Linked DNA regions of Mus musculus: region 1 is linked to region 2. A link is a loop called in an ENCODE intact Hi-C map of the cell type or tissue named here. Cell type or tissue: left cerebral cortex. All regions are shown on one strand. Links, peaks and the distances in the headings refer to the core of each region. The heading gives the core; the rest is flanking DNA. Region 1 holds the start of Mtch2 (mitochondrial carrier 2). Region 2 holds the start of Agbl2 (ATP/GTP binding protein-like 2).

Region 1 (11,476 bases), core at 2,759-7,758, 57 kb before region 2:
AAAAAAAAAAATACAGGGCAGTTTGGGCTCTACTGTTGCAATTCTTCCTTCTGAGTTAAAACCCCCTCTCTGAACTCACTGAAAGTGCAGCTTTAAAGTAGTATTTGGGAATTTCATCAACCTCCTGAGATACTTGGCAACGCACGAGGTATTGTGAAATCAGAATTTAGGATATTGGATTGTTGAGGCAAAAACACTGAATGTCACTAAAATCACTGTTCTTTGAGAACTATTGAGTAGTGAGTTCATACGTGTACTGCGAAATACTGTCAATTCTGTTCTAGACACAGATTTCACTCTGCGCTTCAACATCTACACTTATATTAGTCAACTTAGCAACAATTTGTATGAAGAACAATTTAAAAATGAAGTCCATTCTAGAGTCTTGCTTTTTTTTTTTTCTCTTTTCAGAATGGTAAACATTGAGGACAGGGATTCTAAAGCCTGCTTCCTTCCAGGACACACAATGCATGAGGTATGGCAATCCTCAATAAATGCTTAAAAATGGCCCTGATCAGCACAGGGAAAGTTAGAAGAGCAATTGAAAATACTATCACCAGCTAAAAGTAGGCCTCCTTACCCATGAATATAAATGACCACTTTAGAAATATTTTATAGCAGATTGGCAAGGGAGGCAAGAGAGACATCCGGGGTTTGATGTTACATTTAAACTCGCTAAAGTGTTTAAACAGAACTGATTTCCAGCTCTAACCAACGTGATTTTCATTGTCATGAACCACATGGGTTACTGTGAAAGCGCTCAATGGATCCTCAGGAAATCTGATTTCATTATCACTTCTCAATGCGCTCCTTGTGTATATCCGGGTATCTGGTGTTAAAATCTCTGAACGGGAATAGAAGTAGAAACAGCAAATAGAAAAACCGAGTAAGAACAATAAGATGTTGGCTTTCCTAGAATTTTAAATTTGCCCATAGATGAGTTATTTCACGTCTCGAGTTTGAGATATTTCGCTGAGGAGGAGTGAACGAGGTGAGGTGAACGCCAGTATCAGAGGGGCGACAAGAAAAGGGTTGGGAAGCCCTCGGTGGCAACCGGCCAGGATCAGGGAAAGGAAAAACAAAGTTGAGAAGAGTCACCGGCCAGGGAAGGCAAGGGTGGCAGTTGGCTGCAGAAAGGGAGCCGGCCTGCCCGGGGCGAGCCTCGGGATGTCTCCGAGAGGGGCGCGAGGCCGTGGAAGTTGTTCCTGAGGGGAGAGAAGGGCAGCATCTCGAGAGGGTGAAGGCCTGGGACGCAGAGCCAACCCAAAGGCGCAGAGGGCGGTGGCGACCTGACAGGACGCGGGCGGGGAAGGAAAGGGCGACGACTCATACCTGGATGAGCACTTTCACGTACATGAGCGGCTGGGACAGGATGGTGAGACCGGAGCCCAGGAGCACCTGACTGGCCGCGTCCGCCATGATGGCACCCGCGGACGGACGGACAGACGGAGTCACCAAGCGACACAGCCGGTTCCAGATCACGTGTCGGGGGCGCCGGCTTCACTGGCCCGCCCGCGGCGCGCCGCCCGCTTAGGCTCCGCCCACCGGCCCGCCCAAAGAAACGGCAGGCGCTCGCGAGGGGCCGCCTGGGGCGGGGCTTGTGGGAGGGACGCGCATGCGTCTGGGCGTGGGCTCCTCGCGCCTCTAGGAAAGGCGATTTCTCTTGCGCCTGCGCAAGCCGGAAGTGTCCGGAAGGAGTAGGGAGGGAATGGTAATGATGGGGTGGTGGTGGGGTGACCCTGACGGCAAAGGCAAGGTCAGCGGACTAACAACTGGAAGAACTGAGTTATACTCCTATCCTCTTTCAGGCTTTGACGACGTAAAGTTTGATGGTTGTTTTCCGTTAGAGTTGTCATGTCTAATGAACAACAGATCCTGTCTGGCTTAACAGTGAATTCTGCAGGTCCCTGATTTTGCGTTTACCATTAGCTCAGTGGTAGAGCACTTCCCGACATCCTTGCTTTCAGTCCTCAGTACTGGAAAGAAAAAGCAACTACAACAAAATGTGCCCCCTCGGGGTCAGATGTGGCGGCACAGACCCTTAATCCAGCACTTGGGAGGCAGAGGAATGTGGATATGTGAGTTCAAGGCTAATCTGGTTTACAAACTGGATACCCGGTAAACCAGGGTTACATGGTGACATACTGACCAAAAAAAAAAATTTTTTTTTCATGTCTTCTCTGACTACTCGAAATCCATTTTATCCGTATTTCCTACCCGTTGCCTTGTGACACCTGTCACTGGGAAATTGTCTTTGACAGTTGAGAGTGTCAACTCTGGGTTCAGGAACCGAGATGGCCTTTGTACACTATTTTCCCCCAGTGCCTGGCATGTACCAGTGCTCAAGATTTATTAAAGCTCAGTGCCAATCGGGCTACCCAGGCTGTTAGAGGCAAAATGAAGAAAAGGCATTGCTCCAGCTCTGGCCCCTTTGTTCTGTAGCAGACACCACTTAGTGCAAGCACTTAGTGTGTACTGCTGAGAATGAACAAGGAACCGAGTTTGGAATCTGGCTTTCCTTTTGGATCCATGTGTCACTTTCCTTTTTAAATTTTTTAGTGTTTGTATCTAAATATAAGGACAATGCAACTAACTCAGTGTATTTTTATGAACATTAAGTGAAACTGTATATATGGAGTTTTTGAGAAATTGGCTGAAATACAGAAGTTAGTCCTAATATGGCCTTCTATTCAGCCCAGAACTAGCTGATATTGGGAGGCAGTTTGTAGGTCAGGCACACGGGCTTTGAAGTCCAATGGGCCTCATCCAAAGTCTACCTCTGCCAGTTACAGTGTGACCTTATATAGGTCATCCCAACTCTTCAAAACTTTTAAGCAAATAAGTATAATAATATCCACTTCAAAACATTATCTCAAAGCAATATGGACCTAGCCTGGCATACACAACAAAAATGCAATAGTAAATGGTAGCTTTTTATTCTAAAAAAATTACATGTTGCTCTTAATTAAACACAGTTCTCAACATGACTTAGAAACAGCAAGACCATTAAGAAGGGTATTTGTGCATGGGTGGTGAAGGAAAAAAAATTCTATTTGCCTGTGAGCAATGAGAGGCTCAGAATGTCGCGGGGCTGAAGGGTTGGGCACCTGAGGATGTCCCACCACATTCCTAATGGTTCATGGCAAAAGCTACCCATGACGTTATGGGACAGAGAACTGGAGTCGGAATTATAAGTAAAGGAAGAGCACAGTTCAAACGGGCCATTTGTAAAGATGTGATATGAATGACAATCCCTGATAAGAGTTCAGTGTGGTGACCCTAGAATGGGTTACTTAGTAACTTATATTCAAGCTAGGAGGATAAGAAAAGTCAAAGGTGGGGAGGGAGGGAGAGAGAACAGCACCTTGGCATAGGCCAGCTTTGGGAAAAGAAAAGAGGGGATGGTAAGTAATGTGAAAACTTCCCAGAGGCAGAAAACAGAGCCCAGAAAAGAGAGGGGCTTACCAGCTAAACCACTCCCAGGCTGGGATAGTCTTACCTGGAAGAGGTCCACGTTTCATTTCTCAGTTTTAAAAAAAGATACACTGTAGCTGTACAGATGTTTGTGAGCCTTCATGTGGTTGTTGGGCAGGGTTTCTCTGTATAGCCCTGGCTATCCTGGAACTCACTTTGTAGATCAGGCTGGCCTCGAAGCTCACTGGGTCACTCTTATAAATTTTAGACATGGCCCTGCAGTCCCTTTCTTCTTTATGGCTCTTTTCAATTTGCTATATTACTTTAAAACTGTTTTTCCTTATCCATCATTACAAGACACTGAGGTACAAGAGTGCAAGGTTTTTCTCATTTTCTTATTGACTAGTGCCTTGTGTGCTTCTTTCTTTGCCTCTTTCCCTCTATCCTCCTCCTCTATCCTCTTCCTCCCTTCCTTCCTTCCTTCCTTCCTTCCTTCCTTCCTTCCTTCCTTCCTTCCTTCCTTCCTTCCTTCCTCTCTCCCTCCCTCCCTCCTTCCCTTCCTTCCTTCCTTCCTTCCTTCCTTCCTTCCTTCCTTCCTTCCTTCCTTCCTTCCTTTTGTTTGTTGGTAACATGGTCTCCCTATGTAGCTATGGCTGGTCTAAACTTGCTAGATAGACCAAGCAACCTTGAAAATACAGAAATCTTCCTGGCTCAGCACCGCATTCAACTAGTGCTGATATCTTCCGGGGGTTGCAGTCGTTCTCATTGTCTAACAGTGCCAGGTACTCAGTATATATTTATTGGCATAGTGACTCCAGTGCATGTGTATCCACCTCCCTTCCATGCTGCTGGCACTGCTCCGAGTGCTCCTGTTAACTAGAAAAGGCCAATGCATCTCACAGAGCTCCTTCTTTGTGTTCTTTCTAAATTGTCTTAGCCTCTCTCTCCTAAAACACTCTGTTACACGCCCCCCTGCAAGTTTGTGAATTTTATTATATATTGGCTTAATTAGGACTCTCTCAGTGCAACCATCTAAACTGGTTAGGAGGAAGAAAATATATTGATTTATAGTAGTCTGGCCACAGGCTGCATCCAGGGTCTCACAAGTTGATATGTTGATGCCTGTACTTATAGGCTTCACTTTTAGATAGGATGTCACCTCAAGGAGTTCTGTTTTACCTCCCACCTTACAGGGTCACATTCTAGGACCAAAGGAGTCATTCTCAACCCAGAAGTTCTAACACACATCTTTGGGGGTTGTGATGAATTGTGCACATTGTTCAGAGCTACTGTTTGTGATTCAGGATGGGCTCTGCAAGTCAGTTTGAGCCTAGGCCCCATCTTTTCCCTCAAAGCTGGAACGAAATGCACAGCCTGCTGCAAAGCCTACTCAAACTGTCTGACTCAGAATAGCACAGTTGCCCCAAAGTAACATTGCAGTGCTAATATAAAAATAAAGGCATATGGCCCCAAGAGGTGGCACAAGCCTTTAATCCCAGCATTTGGAAGGCAGAGGCAGGTGGATATCTGTGAGTTTAAGGCCAGCCTGTTTGGCAGATTGAGACCAGGAAAGCCAGGGCTACACAGTGAAATCTTGGTTTTTGTTGTTGTTGTTGTTATTTTTTGTTTTGTTTGTTTTAAATTAAAGGCATATGATCATCAGGCAGGGAAAAATAATATTTTCTGGGCCAACAAAATGACTTAGCAGGTACAATCATTTGCCATGCAATTCTGGTGACCGATTTAAACCCCCAGAACCCACGATGGAAATTATCTTCTGACTTCCACACGAGTACAATGACATGCCCAAGAACATGTACACAATAAATAAGATCTTTCCTCCTCTTCCCTCGCTCCTTCTCTCTTTCTTTTCTGTAGTGGTTTGAATAAGAATGCCCCCATAGACTCATATATTTGAATGCCAGGCTGAGTTCTCTGTCTGTCTGCTGCTATAGATCAGGCTGTAGCTCTCAGCTACTGCTTCGGGGCCTCCTGTGTACCATCATGCTCCCCACCGTGATGAAAACAGACTAACCCTCCCAAACTGGAAGGAAGCTCCCAATTAAATGCTTGGCCATGGTATCTCTTCACAGCAATAGAACAGTGACTAAGACACCATAATTCCTTCCTTCTTTCTGAGAGACAGGGTCTCACTCTGTGGTCCGGACTGCCTTTGAACTTGTGAAGGAGGCTGCTTCAACATTGGGTTCTCTCCTTTCACCATGTGGGTGTAGGGACTGAGTTCAGGTCATCAGGTTTGGTAGCAAGTGCCTGAACCTACTTAGCCATTTTACCAGACCTTTGCTTTTAAAGATCTCAAGTTCCAGAAAAATCAATCAGCCAACCAACCCACCAACCAACAAATAAATAGAGTAAAGCTACTTTAGAAAGGTGGGTAATTAAGTCATACAGCCACTTGTGCCATTCATACCGTGTGGTCTTACACGCAGACTCTACCACAAAGTTGTTTGAAATAATAATTTGTTACAACAGAAAACAAATCCGGCCAAACATGCCTCTGGAGTTGAAGTCAGAAGAATGAGTTCAAGGTCATCTGAGGCTACCAATGGAGCTGGATGTTGGCATGGAGTACATGAAACACATGATACCAGGAAAGGGGGAGCAAACTCAAGCACCTAATCCTGTCAGGTGGCATAGCACAGTGTGGCTGTGTGGTCCTTGATCTTACAACTGTTAATTCAGAAAAAGTCTTTGACTTTGTTATAAATTATACCCTGGGGGAAATGTTTAAAAAAAAAAAAAAAACAAGCAGGAGAGATGGTTCAGAAGCTAAGAATACTTGCTGCTCTTGCAGAGGACCCAGTTCAGGTTCCTAGTGCTCAAAGGAGGCTCAAAACCATCTGCGATTCCAATTCCAAGAGTCCCACATGCTCTTCTGACCACCTTGGGCCTCAGGTGTACACTTGATGGAGGATGTACGTACATGCAGGCAAAATACACACATAAATAAGAAATCTAAAAAAGAAGGGTACAAGAGTCACCGCATTCCCCAGCTTAATACCTTCAAGAGTGCTGCCAAGGAAGGGGAGCCAGGACACCACAGATGTTCCTTTCCTCGCAGGTTCTGATCTCAGCGGAGGCTTTAGAGTAAGGTCTTCCTCCTTTTCCAGCAGCATCATAGTCTCTAGGTGTGTGGGTGGATAAGCACAAGCAAGAAGCAGAAAGAGAGCACCAATTCTCCCTTCCAATGGCAGCCAATTCCAACTATCAAGTCAGCCGGGAAGCCTCTTCCACAGATCACACCCAGTCACCAGAGGCTTCTAGTGGTGACTGAGTCTCTGTGCTTCCACTCACTCAACACTGCCCCCAGTTCTGCCTCAGGAGGCTTTAGTGGCTCAAAAATGTCCCCCATAGGTTCATGTTTCTGAACACTCGATCCCTGGTTGGTAGTCTGGGGGTCAGGGGGAGCCTTGCTGGAGGAAGTGCATCACTGGGGGGTTGTTGGGAGCTATTGTTGTTGTTGGTTGTGTGGGTTTTTTTTTTTATTATTTTTGACAATGTCATTCTTTTTTTTTTTTTTTAAGATTTATTTATTTATTATATGTAAGTACACTGTAGCTGTCTTCAGACACTCCAGAAGAGGGAGTCAGATCTTGTTACAGATGGTTGTAAGCCACCATGTGGTTGCTGGGATTTGAACTCTGGACCTTCGGAAGAGCAGTTGGGTGCTCTTACCCACTGAGCCATCTCACCAGCCCCTGTTGGGAGCTATTAAGACAACTCTTGATCTCTAAATTGGGCCTCTCCCCCCGAGAAGAAAAGAGGGTCAAAAGTGGGCCACCGACACATGGATTCTGAGAACAACCACGGGATGTTCCAGCCCTAAGTCATCACCGTTGTCCTGACCACACCCTGATACCACCAAGTTCCTACTTCCCCGTGTAGCTGCCAAAAGAAAGAATTTCTATTGCCCCCCCTCCCATAAGTACTTCTCCTTTTGCTTGTTTTGCCCTACCCCTCCCACTGATAAGTATCTGTACTTCCCCTTTTGCTTGTGCATTTAAACCTCGGGCCTGACTAATACATTTGGGGCTTTGATGCATTCCAGAATGGTTTCTGTGTTGTTATTCGCACAAGGCCCTCGTTCCTCTCTACCCCCCATTTGGTTCTTAGGAGGAGGTCCCCTCAAGACCCTCGAATAACTGGACCTGCTGGACGGGTCAGGGGGTGGCTTGAGAATTTATAACACCACCCCACTTCCAGTTTGCTTCCCTGTTTCATGTTTGAAGTTGAAAATGTGATCTCTCACGTTCTTGCTCTTGCTGTCATTCCTCTACCTCTGATATCGACTCACCTGGAACTGTAAGCCAAAATAAACTCTTTGTTCCATAAATCACTTTGGTCATGGTGTTTATCACAGTCACTAATACAGGGACCAACACTACCTCTGGGGCTTTGTAGTCTCCATAATCGTATTCACTGGAGGGACTCCTCAAGGGAAGGCAAAGACTACTACGCAGCTGCAGGAGTCACTGCAGGACAGCAGCGCCTTCAGAATCCATTCTTCTTCTTCTTCTTTTTTTTTTTTTTTTCTAAGATTTGTGAGGTTTTTGTTTGCTTGCTTGCTTGTTTGAGACATGGTCTCACTATGTAGTCCTGGCTCACCCAGAACTCCTTCTGTAAACCAGGCGGTCATCAAACTCTTAGAGATCACCTGCCTTTGCCTTCCAAGTGCTGGGATTAAACATGTGTCACCATTTCTATCTCTAAGATTTGTCTTTAAAATTATATGTAGGGGCTAGAGAGATGGCTCAGGAGTTGTGGTTTGATTGAGAATGTTCTGTCCCGTGTTGGTGGAACTGTTTGGGAATGACAGGGTCTTGTTAGAGGAGCTGTGTCACTGGGGGCTGGCTTTGAAGTTTCAAAAGCCCATGGATTCCTGCTTAGGTCTCCCTGTCTCCTACTTGCAAATAAAGATGTAAGATCTCAGTTACTGACTCTCAGCCTGCCTGCCTACCTGCTGCCGTGTTCCTTGCCATGATGATCGTGGGCTCTTAATACTCTGCAACCACAAGTCTGAAATTAAATTTTTCTTTTTATGAGTTTCCTTGATTGTGGTGTTTTGTCAAGAATAAAAAAGTAATGAAGATAGTGATTACCAGCACTTACTACTGCAGAGGACCTGGATTTGGTTCCCAGTACTCACGTGTTTGGTCACAACTATCTATAATTCCAGTTCCAGATGATCTGATACCCTCCTGAGGCATCCTTGCTTTCTTTTGGCCTCCTTGGGCATCAGGCATGCACATGGTGTACATACATGCAGGGAAAACACCCATCCATAGTAAAGAAAGTAAAGAAGAGAGGAAGAAAGAAGGGAAGAAGGAGAGAGAGACAGAGACAGAGAGAGAGAGAGAGGCAGTAGAAATGGAAAGGTCATATGGTCAGCCATCAGAAACCTAGACAAACTGTTCTGGTTTGCTCTGTGGCCTTGGGTCCATGGCTCTCTGTAAGTCTCAGTTTTTCCACTTGAGAAGCTAGAGAGGCAAGTGGCTCTAGGGGACTGTGTGACTTCAGAAGACTGGTCCTAGGTTAGGATGAGGATAGACTGAACAGCAGGTCTCTCTTCTTCCCTGCCACCCACAATGTCTTTGGTCTGCTCTTCAGCCTTTCCCTTCCCTGGCCACACAGGAATGTGTTTGACACCACTCCCATTAGTTTACATTCCTTGGGTTTCAGAGCGTTTCATGGCCTTGTAATTTCTGCTTCAGATAACATAAAATCTTCATTCAAGTGAGCTATATAATAAAGCAGATTTGTATGAGACAGGAGGACTTGAATTCAGGCCTCCTTTTGAGTTAGATGAGTCTGTCTAAGGCTTGGATTCCAGTAGAAGTCTCTTCATTGCTTCCATGCTCACTATACCCTTTGCACTGCACTACAGAAATATATCTTTTATAATATACATATATATTATAAAACATTATATGTGTGTGTTACATATATATATTTAAGAGAGACCTATATTCCTTCAATCTCTCTGCTCTTCATCCTTAGGTTGGCAGTAAGAAAAGTATAGAAATTCCCTGTTACAATGGTATGCAGAGGAGAGAAGGGAATATTTTTGAGAGAGAGACTCATACAGCCTAGGCTAGCCTAAAAGTCTATATTACCCATATAGCCTAGAATGGCCTTAGATTTATTGTCTTCCTGCTTCTACCTTTTGAGTGCTGGGATTACAGGCATATACTCTTCTGCCTGGCTTATGCAGACTGAACCAGCATTTTGTGCATGTTAGGCAAGCATCCCACTAATCAAGCCACACTCTCACCTCAAGAGGAGTCTTTTTTTTTTTTTTCTAAATTACCCTTTTTTTGAAGAAAAAAAGAAAAACCTTTCCAAAGTGTCCCCAGAGACAACTCCCCATGAGTCACTGGATAGAAGTGGTTCACCTGCCACCACCGCCTGAGCCAATAGCTGACTGAGACCAGTGTGTTTTAACAAGGGGCAATTTTGTTCCCCAAGAGACATTTAGCAATGGCTGAAATATAAACAGTGTGGCTGTTGAGAAATCTGGGTCTGCTGGAAAGATGAGGTTGCTGGGAGCTCAACTTGTTGCAATGTCTATAACAAGTCATGCCGGGCAGGATCCTTCAGTTTTTTGCCACCAAATTAAGTTCAATTTATATAATAATGAAGAGAAAGAGGAGGAAGAGGATGAGGAGGATGAGGGTGATGGTGATGATAATGATGATGATGATAAGAACTGGTGAGATGGCTCAGTGGGTAAGAGTAATGACTGCTCTTCCAAAGGTTCTGAGTTCAAATCCCAGTAACTGCATGGTGGCTCACAACTACCTGTAATGAGATCTGATGCCCTTTTCTGGTGCATCTGAAGTCAGCTACAGTGTACTTATGTATAATAATAAATCTTTAAAATAATAATAATAACAACAATGAGGCCATTCTTTTTTTTTTAAGATTTATTTATTATATGTAAGTACACTGTAGCTGTCTTCAGACACTCCAGAAGAGGGCGTCCGATCTCATTACCGGTGGTGGTTGTGAGCCACCATGTGGTTACTGGAATTTGAACTCGGGACCTTTGGAAGAGCAGTCAGTGCTCTTACCCATTGAGCCATCTCGCCAGCCCGAGGCCATTCTTTAAGACGAAAGGAAGACATTCTCTGCTGCACTTACATTGCCTACTTTTGTTTTGACTGAGTGTCAAGTATTCCAGGCCGACCTTGAACCTGCACTTTCTATATAACTAAGGATGACCTTGACCTCTTGCCTCTACCTCCCCATGCTCGGATTACAGACATGTGTCAGCATGTCTGGTTTTATTCTTCTGCTTGTATTACTTCTCTGAGGAGCATTGCAGTCTGCTTGTGTGTGAACACCTTTTACAATGTGTTGTGGCCGCTGATATGCTGAGGAATGTTTATTTCCAGATTCAGGCATAGTGGCACGTGCCTATAATCCTGACCGTGTTGGAGGTATAAGCAGGAGGATCATGGGAAGTTTGGGGCCAACCTGGGCTGAATAGTGAGTTCTAGACCAGCCAGGATTAGATAGTGAGATTCTGTCTCAAATGATGAAAAAAACCAAAATACATTTATTTTCAAATTTCTCAAATGGGCTGTGTTTTCCCCCCTTTTCCTCTGAATAACAGGTTGTTACTTGTCTCAGTCACTGTTCTACTCGTAAGAGGAAAATATTTCATTGGGGGCTTGCTTAGGAGGCAGAGAGAGAGAGAGAGAGAGAGAGAGAGAGAGAGAGAGAGAGAGAGAGAGAGAGCCAGCTTGGACCTAGCTTTTGAAACTTCAAAGCCCAGCTGGAGAGATGGCTCAGAAGTTAAGAGCACTGACTGCCCTTCCAAGGTCCTGAGTTCAATTCCCAGCAACCACATGGTGGCTCACAACCATCTATAATGGGGTCTGATGCCCTCTTCTAGTGTGTCTGAAGATAGCAACAGTGTACTCATATAAATAAAAATAAATAAATCTAAAAAACAAGAAAAGAACAAAAGGAACCTTAAAGCCATCCCCAGTGACATACTTCCTCCTACAAGGCTACACCCACTCCATCAAAGTCACAC
Region 2 (11,476 bases), core at 2,870-7,869:
GATACATGAGCAGCCTTCTCTTCCACCTCGAGGGACTTGCTGTTCCTTCTATAATCATCGTTTTCAACACTGGGCTAAGTAAGACATTAGCAACCTGGGTGTAGGAGTGTACAGGTTTAATACCAGCTCTTAGGAGGCAGAGACAGGCAGACTTCTCTGAGTTCAAGGTCAACATGGTCTACACAGAGATTTCCAGGCTAGGTAAGAACACCAATAAAAAAGGTTAAAAAAATAGATTGTTTAAGATAACAAATAAAAAGTATAAACTATTACGTCAAAATTCTACATAATCTAGATTTTTTTTTTGTTTTGTTTCATTTTGGGTTTTTTTTTTTTTTGGTTTTTCAAGAGAGGGTTTCTCTATAGCCCTGGCTGTCCTGGAACTCATTTTGTAGACCAGGCTGGCCTCGAACTCAGAAATCCACCTGCCTCTGCCTCCCGAGTGCTGGGATTAAAGGCGTGTGCCACCACGCCCGGCTTGGGTGTTTGTTGTTGTTGTTGTTTTGTTTTTTTGTTTTTTTCAAAACAGGGTTTCTCTGTATAGCTTTGACTGTCCTGAAACTCACTCTGGAGACCAGGCTGGCCTTGAACTCACATAGAGTGATGGAAATAAAGGCATGTGCCATTACCATCCAGCTACATATAAATTTTAAAATTCAAATTAATAGGTCCAAGATCTTGCAACAGTGAGGACTTTCAATTCTCCTATCAACATTGTCAGGGAAAGCACAAAAAAACCTTCAGTGACTGTAGTGAAAGAAGCACACAGACCTAAATTCAACCCCCAGAACACGGTGGAAATGCTGGCACAGTGACATACGCTTGTGGGCATCATTTTTGAGAATGGCACTCAGTGTTGTTCTCCAGCCTCTACACACACACACACACACACACACACACACACACACACACACACACCTACCTTGTGTAAATGCAACTTTTAGTTACATATACATGGCAGATAGACAGACAAAAAGATACACAGAGAGAAGAAGAAAGGAAAGAAAATAAGATGATAAAAAAATTCTCAAGTGCTGGGGAGATGGCTCAGTTGGCAAACTGTTTGCTGTGGAAGGGTGAGGGTGTGAATTCAGAGGCCAGACACATGGAAACACACATAAGGGTGCAGGTTTGTAGCCCCAGGGGTGGGTCAGAAATAGGAAACCCCTGAAGCTCAGTGAACTCCAGGTTCAGGAAGAAAGACCTTGTCTCAAAAAATAAGATTGAGGGCTCAGCGGTTAAGAGCACTGACTGCTCTTCCAGAGGTCCTGAGTTCAATTCCCAGCAACCACATGGTGGCTCACAACCATTTATCTGTAATGAGGTCTGATGCCCTCTTCTGGTGTGTCTGAAGACAGCTACAGTGCACTCAGATACATGAAATAAATAAATAAATCTTTAAAAAAAAAAAAAAAAGATTGAGAGGCATTTCATACAACCACCAAAGACATACACCAATTGACATCGGGCCTTTAAGTGTGTGCATACACACCTGAAAACATGTATGAGCATACACCATGCAAACGCACACATTGAAAACAAAACTTATTGTGCAGCAATCAACAAACTGAACTTCAGAGTCCTGCTATACTCATCTGAAGATTGGTACCTCTGTTTACAGCGTCTATGTGAGCATGCCCAGTTGAAGATAAACAGGTAGGCCCTAGGAAGAAAGAAGGGAGCACCATTTGCTTATTTGTTTTGTCCACTGTCTCCCATCTCTTTGTCCTTTTCATCCCCACACCAGGCCCCTGAATTTTGATATAGGTCTTTACCCAGTAATTACTGGCTGAGACAATAACCATTCTAAAAGATGGCAAAGTGAATTTAAAAGAAAGCCGGAGGCTGGAGGGATGGCTCGGGGATTAAGACTGCTTGCTGATCTTGTAGTGGTCTGAGGTTCAGATTCCAGCACCAGTCAGACGGGAAGCTCAGTCTCCCATAGCTCTAGCTCTAGGGGATCCCAAGCCTGGTCTTCAGGGCACTCGTGTGCATATGACCACACAACACACACACACACACAGACACACACACACACAGACACACACACACACATACATACACACACACACACACACACACACACATACACACACACACACACGCGCGCGTGCACACACACACACAGACACAGACACACACACACATACACACACATACAGACACACACAGACACACACATACATACACACACACACATACACACACACACACACACACACACAATTTAAAAATAATAAAAATAAAATACTGTTGGGGCGGAGTGGGGGAAGTTTTTGGGAGACAGGCAGTGCTGATCTCTATGGAGTTTTCAAGGCACTGAGGTTCCGGGTGGGGGTAGGCGGCTGGGGCAGGGCTACTGGCTGTTACTCACACAGAAGCATCTCTTTTTCCAAACTGTCCGAGATGAAATCATCTCTTTCTCCAAAAGAGCCATTCAACATGTACCGAGGGCTGTTCCTCCAAACGCGCTGATGAGTGCCTGAGTTTGGCAGGCTGCTTTTCTGAGCTAAGAATAAGTGGTTTAGTTCAGGTTGCTTGTTGGTTGGTTGGTTCAGGGTCTCCGGTGCTGAGGTCAATATTAAAATCCTGACCACTCAAACCATTACTTGTATTACCATTGTCCATAACAGGTTTTTTATTATAACAGGTCCCATTTTTTTTTAAAGATCTCTCAACATTCCAATGTATGCAGAGGGAGAATAATTATTCCCATTTGAGCAAAGAAGAAAGAGAATAAAGGTTAAGACCACTGTGTAACGGGATAAATGGCTTAGAAGGCAGAAATTTAGTGTCTCTAAGAGGAAGGAAAGCGAACCAAGTGAGGGCAGGGACCAGAGCGAGAGCAAAGTGCTGTGGCAAAAGTTGTTTTAAATTTAAGATACAGGTCTCACTATGTAACTTTGACTCTCCTGGAACTCACTATGTAGACCAGGCCCTCAAGCTCAGAGAGACCCAAATGCTGGGATTAAAGGTGTGTGCCACCACACCTTGCATCCAAAGCCTTTCTGTCCTAAGGACACTTATTGGGTCCATCAAGCTGAAGTTCTCTCTTCAACAAATTAGCACTAAAGTAGAAATGGTTAATAAGAACATGAAGCGAGGTTGCCAGAATTACAGTTAATATTCAGCTGGTCATTGTGGTTAGACGAAGGCAGCAGACTGTGAGGCTGAAACCAGTTAGACTACACAGCAAGACTTTGCCTTCAAACACTAAGATTTGTAGGTCTAGCTCAAATAATATATGTAGATAATATGAGCAAGGCCTAGGCATGTACCCTAGAACTGCAAAAGTGAACAATCAAAGTAAAGCTATATATTGTGGTGAAGATTAACCTGGGTTACAAATGACCCTGTCTCAAAGGATTAAAGCAAAACAAAACAAAACACAAATGGAAAAAAAAAATGCTAGGTGTTGTGGCTTATACCATCAGTCCCAGCACTTGGGAGGTAGAGACAGGCAGATCTCTGAGTTTGAGGCCAGCCTGGTCTATAAAATGAGTTCCAGGATAGCCAAGACTACACAGAGAAATTCTGTCTTGAAAAACAAAAATAAATCAAATAACCCAGGGCTGAACCAAACCAAACCCAACACAACATACAAACAAGCCCCTAGCTGGACCCTCGGGGCCAACACAGTGGAAGGAGAGAACCAACTCCTGAAGTTGCTCTCTGCCCACCGCATGTAAATAATGGTTTGTGCACACACACATCTACACACACTGCAGCTGAGGATGATGGAGAACTCACTGCTCTTTCCCAGGACCCACACTCAGTTCCCAGCACCCACATGGTGGCTTAACAGCCACCTGTCACTCAAATTCCAGGGAGATATGATACACTTTTCTGGCCTCTAAAGGCACCAGGCATGTACATAGCACACATAGAAACATGCAAGGTGTTGGCATTCCTTCTAAGCTCCATCCAAAAGTTACCTGGCTATTGCCAGGTAGGCCTGGCTTACTATAAAGGGGGCTGTTTGGCCCCTTCTCTCTCTCTCTTGCTCTCTCTGTCCCTTCTTTCTCCCTGACCCTTTCTCCCTCTCTCCCCTCCTCATCTACCCCCTCTCTCCGTCTTTGTCTCTGCTCCCTTCTCAACGCCCCTTCCCATGTCTCTATACTGCACTGGTCATATGGCTGGTACCTTAGGGGGAAGGGATGCTTCATCATGGCACCTCTCCCACCTCACCATACCTGGGGCTCTATAAAACATATCCTGGCTTTCTACACAACATAGGGAAACACACCAAACCGGCTTGTTTTATGTAAACTTGACACAAGCTAGAGAGAGGAGGGAACCTAATTAAGAAAATGCCTCTGTTAGATCCGTCTCTAGGTAAGCCTGTAGGGCACTTTTTAAAATTGATGATAACTGGGCTGGTGAGATGGTTCAGTGGGTAAGAGCACCCGACTGCTCTTCCGAAGGTCCAGAGTTCAAATCCCAGCAACCACACATGGTGGCTTACAACCATCTGTAACGAGATCTGACTCCCTCTTCTGGAGTGTCTGAAGACAGCTACAGTGTACTTACATATAATAATAAATAAATCTTTAAAAAAAAATTGATGATGACATTTTTTTTGGCTTATACTTTTTTTTGTTTGTTTGTTTTTGTTTTGTTTTTTCGAGACAGGGTTTCCCTGTGTAGCCCTGGCTGTCCTGGAACTTACTCTGTAGACCAGGCTGGCCTCGAACTCAGAAATCCACTTGCCTCTGCCTGCCAAGTGCTGGGACTAAAGGTGTGCGCAACCACGCCTGGCTGGCTTACACTTTCTTATCATGGTTCATCATCAAAGAAAATCAGGACAGGAACTTGGAGGCAGGAGCTGATGCAGAGACTGTGGAGGAGTGCTGCCCTACTTTCTTATAAACCTAGGACCAACCAAATTGCTCTTAGGTCATGGAGTTTCATTGCAGCAATAGAAATCCTAATAAAACCCGTGCGTGTGCTCCACCCCCCAAATAAAAGTAAATCATTTTTAAGGGCATTTAACTTGTATGGCAGTTTGAATGAGAATGGTTTCCATAGGCTTATGTGTTAGAATATGTTATGATACTTCTTGGGAAGGTCATGTTGGAAGAAGTGTATCAATGCGGATGAGCTTGAGGTTATAAGAGACATAAACCACCAGATGGTGGTAGCCAAGCCTTTAATCCCAGCACTTGGGAGGCAGACGCAGATAGATTTTTGAGTTCTAGGTCAGCCTTGTCTATAAAGTGAGCTCCAGGACACCCAGGGCTAGCCACATAGAGAAACCCTGTCTCAAAAAAACAAACCAAAACCAAACAAAAACATCAAAAACACACCCATATACATAAAAAAAAATCTTAAAAATTAAAAAACCAAAAAGTTTTATTAAAAGACATTAAATAGGGCTGGAGAGATGGCTCAGCGGTTAAGAGCACTGACTGCTCTTCCAGAGGTCACGAGTTCAAATCCCAGCAACCACATGGTGGCTCACAACGATCTGTAATGAGATCAGGTGCCCCCTTCTGGTGTGTGTGAAGATAGCTACAGTGTACTTATAATAAATAAATACCATTTGAAAAGACATTAAATACTTAAGCAAAAGAAGAAACACATCCAGATCTTAGATCCCCCACTACTGAAAATTTATCTTGGGATGCAGATCTCTACAAAGTCAGGACAGATTTGGTTGTCCCAGAACTCACTGTGTAGACCATGCTGAGATTAAAGGCACAGACCACCATGCCTGGCAAAAATTTATCATTTCTTGGAAAATTTCACTTAATCTATACATTTAATCCAAGTGCAATAAATTTTGTGGTTTGTTTGCTGAGACGGTATTTTAAACATTGTAGAAGTCTAGATAGCTTGATTTTGCTGTGTAGCCCAGGAGGTCCTCAACTTGCACGTGTCTTGCAAGTGTGTAGCTATGCATGCACATGTGTGCACATGCAAGTGGAGGCATGGGGTTGGCATTGGGACTCACTCAATTGTTCTACCTTGTCCACTGAGGTAGCCGTTCACAATTAAATGCAGAACTTGATGACGTGTCTAGTCCTGCTCAACAACTTGCTCTGTCTATGCCTTCCAGTGCTGGGATTACGGGCGGGTCGCCAGCCCACCCAGCATTTACGACGGTTTCTGGGGATCCAAATTCCAGTGTTCACTGTGTAATTGAGGATAACCATGAACTTCCATCCTCCTGAATCTGTTTCCCAAGTGCTGGTGCTATCATGCCTCCAGTTATAAGATGCTGGTGCTCAAAACAGGGATCTCAGCCGGGCGTGGTGGCACACGCCTTTAATCCCAGCACTTGGGAGGCAGAGGCAGGCGGATTTCTGAGTTCGAGGCCAGCCTGGTCTACAAAGTGAGTTCCAGGACAGCCAGAGCTATACAGAGAAACCCTGTCTCGAAAACCCAAAAAAAAAAAAAAAAAAAAAAAGGGATCTCAACTATGCTAGGGAGGCACTCCATCAACAGAGCCATATATATATATATATTCTCTCTCTCTCTCTCTCTCTCTCTCTCTCTCTCTCTCTCTCTCTGTGTGTGTGTGTGTGTGTGTGTGTGTGTGTTTCCCTTGAGACCCTGAGACAGGATCTCTCTGTGTAGTCCTGGCTGTCCTGGAACTCACTTTGTAGACCAGGCTGGAAACCATGTCTCGAAAAAACCTAAATAAATAAATAAATAAATAAATAAAAATAAAAGATTTCAAGGTTCTGGGGATTGAATGTAGCTCTTGGGTAATGTTAGACAAGTGTCCTACCACTGAGCTACAACCTCAGTTCCTAAAATTTTTTAATGTCACAAACTAATTTTAAAATGTACATACAGGGGACTCAAACGCAGCTTAGCAGAGTGCTTGCACTGAATTGAACAGAAGTTCTATGTCCAGAATCAAAAGAGAAAAAAGAAGAGAGAGAAACAAAGACTCAGGAAAAGGTGAGACGCTTTTGAAGAACAAGGTGATAGGAAACAAGTGTCCAGAGATGAAGACTATCACAGCTGCACGGAACGGTGCAAGAGGCTAAGACAGGAGAGTGAGTTCCTTAGCAGTCGGACTACATAGTGGTAAAAAGGAATCTTCTTTAGTGTCGTGGAGCAATTCAGAGCTGCTAATTTACTAGTGCATCAGTAGAAAAACAGGCCAATAAACTAAAGAGCCTAGAAGAGACATTTGTGCTTTTGCATATAGTAAGTGCACCTTGACAGAGGTGGTTCCGTTCAATTGGGAGTAGGAAGCACTTTTTAACTAATCATCTAGAAACAGCGTCCCAGTCTCATCCAAACAGTTCTTTCAGTAAATACAACAGTTCAACCCGTGGATGCTGGAGAGAAGGAAGTGTTACCTTTGAAATATCCATAATACTGGAGGTGATGGTGAATAAAGTCCTCATAGGGATCAGGAAGAGTCTGTGAAAGAAAAGCCATCTCAAGCAGGACATTCATTCAGATGACACTGACTTCTTAACCAAAAGCACCAAACACGCTGCATAGGATACGGGAACAAAACAAGCAAACGCCAGGCAAATAGTGAATTATTCTATTTTGGGAATCATAATCTCCAACAGGTCTGGTGGCAAACACTAGTACTCCCAGCACCAGGGAAGCAGAGGTAGGAGGAGAACTCAAGTTCAAGGGTAGTCCGGGCAACAGAGTGAGTTCCATGCCAACCGGGGCTAAAAAGCCCATCCTTCCGCCGCCCCAAATATACCTCCAGCTGGACCAGCATGCCACCACAGTGAACCTTCTGACCTTGGATTGGGTTTCTGCGAAGTTATCGGAAAAAGAGTGTACCAACCTCCGGCTTTAGTTCTGTTTCCAACGCCGGGAACATGTTACTGCCGCATAGTATGATGTAGGCGAGTTAGTAGCACCGTACCCAGCTGCAATATCTGCCTGATTTCCAAACAGCTGATTACACAGAAGTTACAAATCCCCGTAGGAAAAGTGAAAAGAAACCTAACCAACCACCACCGCCAACAAATAACACCAAATCTGCAGACCCTGCCCTTTCACACCCACAACCACTCGGGGGTTAAACTCTTGCCAAGCCGGCGTCTTACGAAAGGAGAGGATGGTGGTTGCCAGCACACACCTGAGGAGCTGGGGCGCTCTGCGTGTCCCCACGCCTGGTCCACTAGATTCACCAGGAGCCTCATTGGCCCCATGCTTAGTTTACGCTGAGAACAGATGCCCAACACCAGGACGCCGCAGAAAAGGGAAAGGAACCGGGTTGGGGGCACGCGCAGAGTCGCCTCAGAGCAGTTGAAAAGGAAAGGTCAGGGGTCGGAAGCGAGAGCCCTGGAAACGTTCAGTTCTGAGCGCCCTGCCTCGGAGTGTGGACTGCCCAGAGGCAAGCCCAAGGAAGGACAGAGCAGAAGTTTCCACCGGAGCCCGCGGGGTGACACCGCGCTGCCTGGCTACCCCTTCCCCGCAGCTGGTCCCCAGGCCGGGTGGACGCTGCAGGAGCTTCTCCATCTCTCCACTCTCACTCTTTCTGCAGAGGCCAGCCTGGAGTCCTGTCCGTCCCAAAGCTCCTTGCCCCCTGCCCTCCTCGCCCTCTGCCCCCCTCTCCCCATTCCGCCCCCCCCCCCCGGCACTCTCCTCGCCCCCCTGCACTTCCTGTCCTCTCACTCCCTTCCTGCCTGGGATCCCCTGCTTGTCCCCTGCCAGCTAGGGCGCTCCTTCGCAGGCCCAGTCCCTCAGCTCACCTGCTGGAGTTTTCTGCGAGGACCCTGGGAGCCTAGCAACCGGGAGCCAGAAGCGGAAGGAGGGCAGGACCCCGCCCTCATCTGTAAGCTGCGAGCCTTGGGATGTCAGGCAACTTGCGTTTCACATTCCAACGGTTTACTGATTCAAATTTCATCTCAAACTTTACAGACACAGTCTGGGGACTGATGAGTAGAACAGTGCCGAGGGCCTTCATATTTCTACTTTCGGTAGTTGTAAAGGTAATTTACTTTGTTCAAGGGCCTGAAGCTTCTATTCCTTTGGGGGCTGGTGAGGGTTAGAACTGTATGTAGCAAGCAGCCAAGAGTTATTTAAAAAGAGCAGATACACTAGGAGAACACGAGGTCAGTCCTAGAGAGAAGGAATCAGGTTCATTCTAGTTTACTTCATTTCTTCTCCCTTTGACAAACGTAAAATGTCCTTCCCCCATCCCTGCCTTGTCTTGATTTGGTTTAAAATAGTAATTATTCCTTTTTAAAAAAATGTGTGTGTGTGTGTGTGTGTGTGTGTTCACCTGGAGGCTAGGTTTCAGATCCCTAGGGAGCTAGTTACCTGCAGTTGTGAGCTGTTTGAATTGCTAAGTGGGTGCTGCTCAAAGAGCAAGTGCTTTTAGCCCCTGAACAACCTCACCAGCCGCCTCCCCTTCACTCTTGTTTGCATGTGCAGGATGAGCAGGGGAACATGTGTACACTTTATGGAGTCAGTTCTTCCCTTCTGCCTTTGCATGAGTTTCAAGTGCCAGGCAAACACAAACCTTCTAGACTATCTAGCCAGCCTTGTTTTTTTTTTTTTAAAGATTTATTTATTATTATATGTAAGTCAGACACTCCAGAAGAGGGAGTCAGATCTCGTTACGGATGGTTGTGAGCCACCATGTGGTTGCTGGGATTTGAACTCTGGACCTTCGGAAGAGCAGTCGGGTGCTCTTACCCACTGAGCCATCTCACCAGCCCCCCAGCCTTGATTTTTAAACATTGTTTTAATCCGTGTGCTTGTTGTGAGTGCAGGTGCCCGCCCACTGAGGTCAGAGGTCTCCCTAGAGTGGGAGACCCGATGTGGTCTTGTGGACGCTGGAAACCAAATTTGGATCATCTGGAAGAGCTTTCAGAGCTGAGCCCCACTGTTACTTGAGACTTGTTCAAGGACTTGTGTGAGTCTCCATCGACTAAATGACCCTATTGTCTAAAAGTAAAGATGTGCTATTTTAAGGGCAAACCTCAGAGCTGAAGAGATGACTCAGAGGCAAAGAGCACTGGCTGCACTTCCTGAATTCAAATCCTAGCATCCACCTGGTGCCTCACAACTATAGTCCTATGGGATCCCTCTTCTGGTGTAGATAGATGTATATGCAGACAAAACATCCATATATGTAAAGAAATCTTTAACAAAAAGTTAAAGAGTAATTGACTCATAAAAGCTGGGCCCACAATCCCTCAATTAAGCTGGGACAGGCCAGATTAGTACTCTAGAGAGAACGCCCTCCTCCCAACTGCTCTGCACTGTTATCAGATCTTTATTCTCTACCTTCTAGATATAATGGGGAAAAAAATCTTCTACACCAAAACACTAGTTAGCAAAACTAGTTATAAGCAAAGGTGGCAAGTGAGTGAGACCACCCAAAAGCTGGCCCACCCGACTCATGCATAGGGACACTGAGGAGGCTGCTGCTGCTCTCCAGCAATTCCTACCAGCATGGAAAACTGCTAATCAAGACAAAAGCTTTAACAGCTATTTGATAATCTTTATTTGTAGAAATTTACTCTATGCAAATTACAAAACAATTTTATGTACAAAATGGGCATCCCAACAGCGCATGATAAATAAAATCTAATACACTGTAATACAAGTAAAAAAAATTGAACTGCATAGGAATATACTAGAATAAAATTCAAACTATTATCTTTGGTTAACTATTGTGATTATAATCTTAAATATCTATTACTTTCCATAATCAGCTTTGTATTACTTAATAAAAAGCTATAAAGCACCTTTCTCCCCCATATTACATTGTTTCTAGGACTTAAGTAGGTCAAATATCAGGTATATTATTAACAGGGTACAAGCTCCAGAAAATGGCACCATCTTATCGGAAACTGTGTATGTTTCTTAAAACCCTGTCTTCCTATATCCCCAAGCCATCACTTTCCCGATGTTCAAATGTCAGTGCATGTTCTGCACTAAGTCTGATTGGAACAACTAAGAATGGGCACACACTAAGTCCTAGTTATGTAGGGTAACATGCTTAGAAGAGCAAAAGGATAACCAATGAGAAGTATAAAAAGAGCTTTATTGGTGTATATATACAAATTTACAATGTCAGAAACTGGAGAAATACAAACAGCTTTAAGACACAATTTGCTTTTCCCTTCAGTTTAAAGTGACCTTTCCTGATTGTGATACAACAGAAAGTACACAACAGTGAACGTGTCTTAAATACTGGAATCTTATGGAGAACATGTCCACACATAGAAGGAAGGGGTATTTCTGAAGTGGGTAAGACAATGAAGACAATACACAAAGTGGCTTATACTTATTGCCACATACTTAGGGGGGAATTTCTCAAAACCAAGGATCTAAACACCTGCTGCTTGCTGCTGCTCCTGCCTGTGCTGCAAAGCGAGCATTCTAGGGTGTGTGTGGCCATCAGCACAGATCAACACTTCAGGCGAGCAGACTTTGAGGAGGTCAGATAGAGATCCTGATGGTCAAGCAAGGGAGGATACAGAGCTGCCTTAATTGCACTTGTTTGGAGGAGAAGGGAGGGAGAGTGCCACAC

The links. Hi-C counts contacts between places; a loop is a spot of excess contacts. Peaks named below come from ENCODE experiments on the same cell type or tissue, not always from the same donor. Only the 100,000 strongest peaks of a DNase experiment are listed, where the experiment ranks them.
Region 1: a loop joins it to region 2, with 2.2 times the contacts of the local background. A loop is called at or near these places in 5 of 42 quality-filtered maps.

What each region holds. Positions count from the first base shown.
Region 1 is chr2:90,837,242-90,848,717 of GRCm38, reverse strand. It overlaps Mtch2 (mitochondrial carrier 2), which reads right to left and starts at 1,563. Exons shown (of 13, transcript NM_019758.3): 1 at 1,333-1,563. The coding sequence starts at 1,419. In left cerebral cortex, for the core only: no CTCF peak of the experiment used is centred there; a DNase peak (open chromatin) is centred at 4,807; H3K27ac peaks cover 35 bases.
Region 2 is chr2:90,779,966-90,791,441 of GRCm38, reverse strand. Agbl2 (ATP/GTP binding protein-like 2) reads right to left here and starts at 8,715. Exons shown (of 18, transcript NM_178755.4): 1 at 8,682-8,715; 2 at 7,769-7,866; 3 at 7,317-7,456; 4 at 2,375-2,509; 5 at 1,610-1,663. The coding sequence starts at 7,416. It overlaps Fnbp4 (formin binding protein 4), which reads right to left. Exons shown (of 17, transcript NM_018828.3): 17 at 10,421-11,476. In left cerebral cortex, for the core only: a CTCF peak has its summit at 5,494 (motif pointing left); no DNase peak of the experiment used is centred there.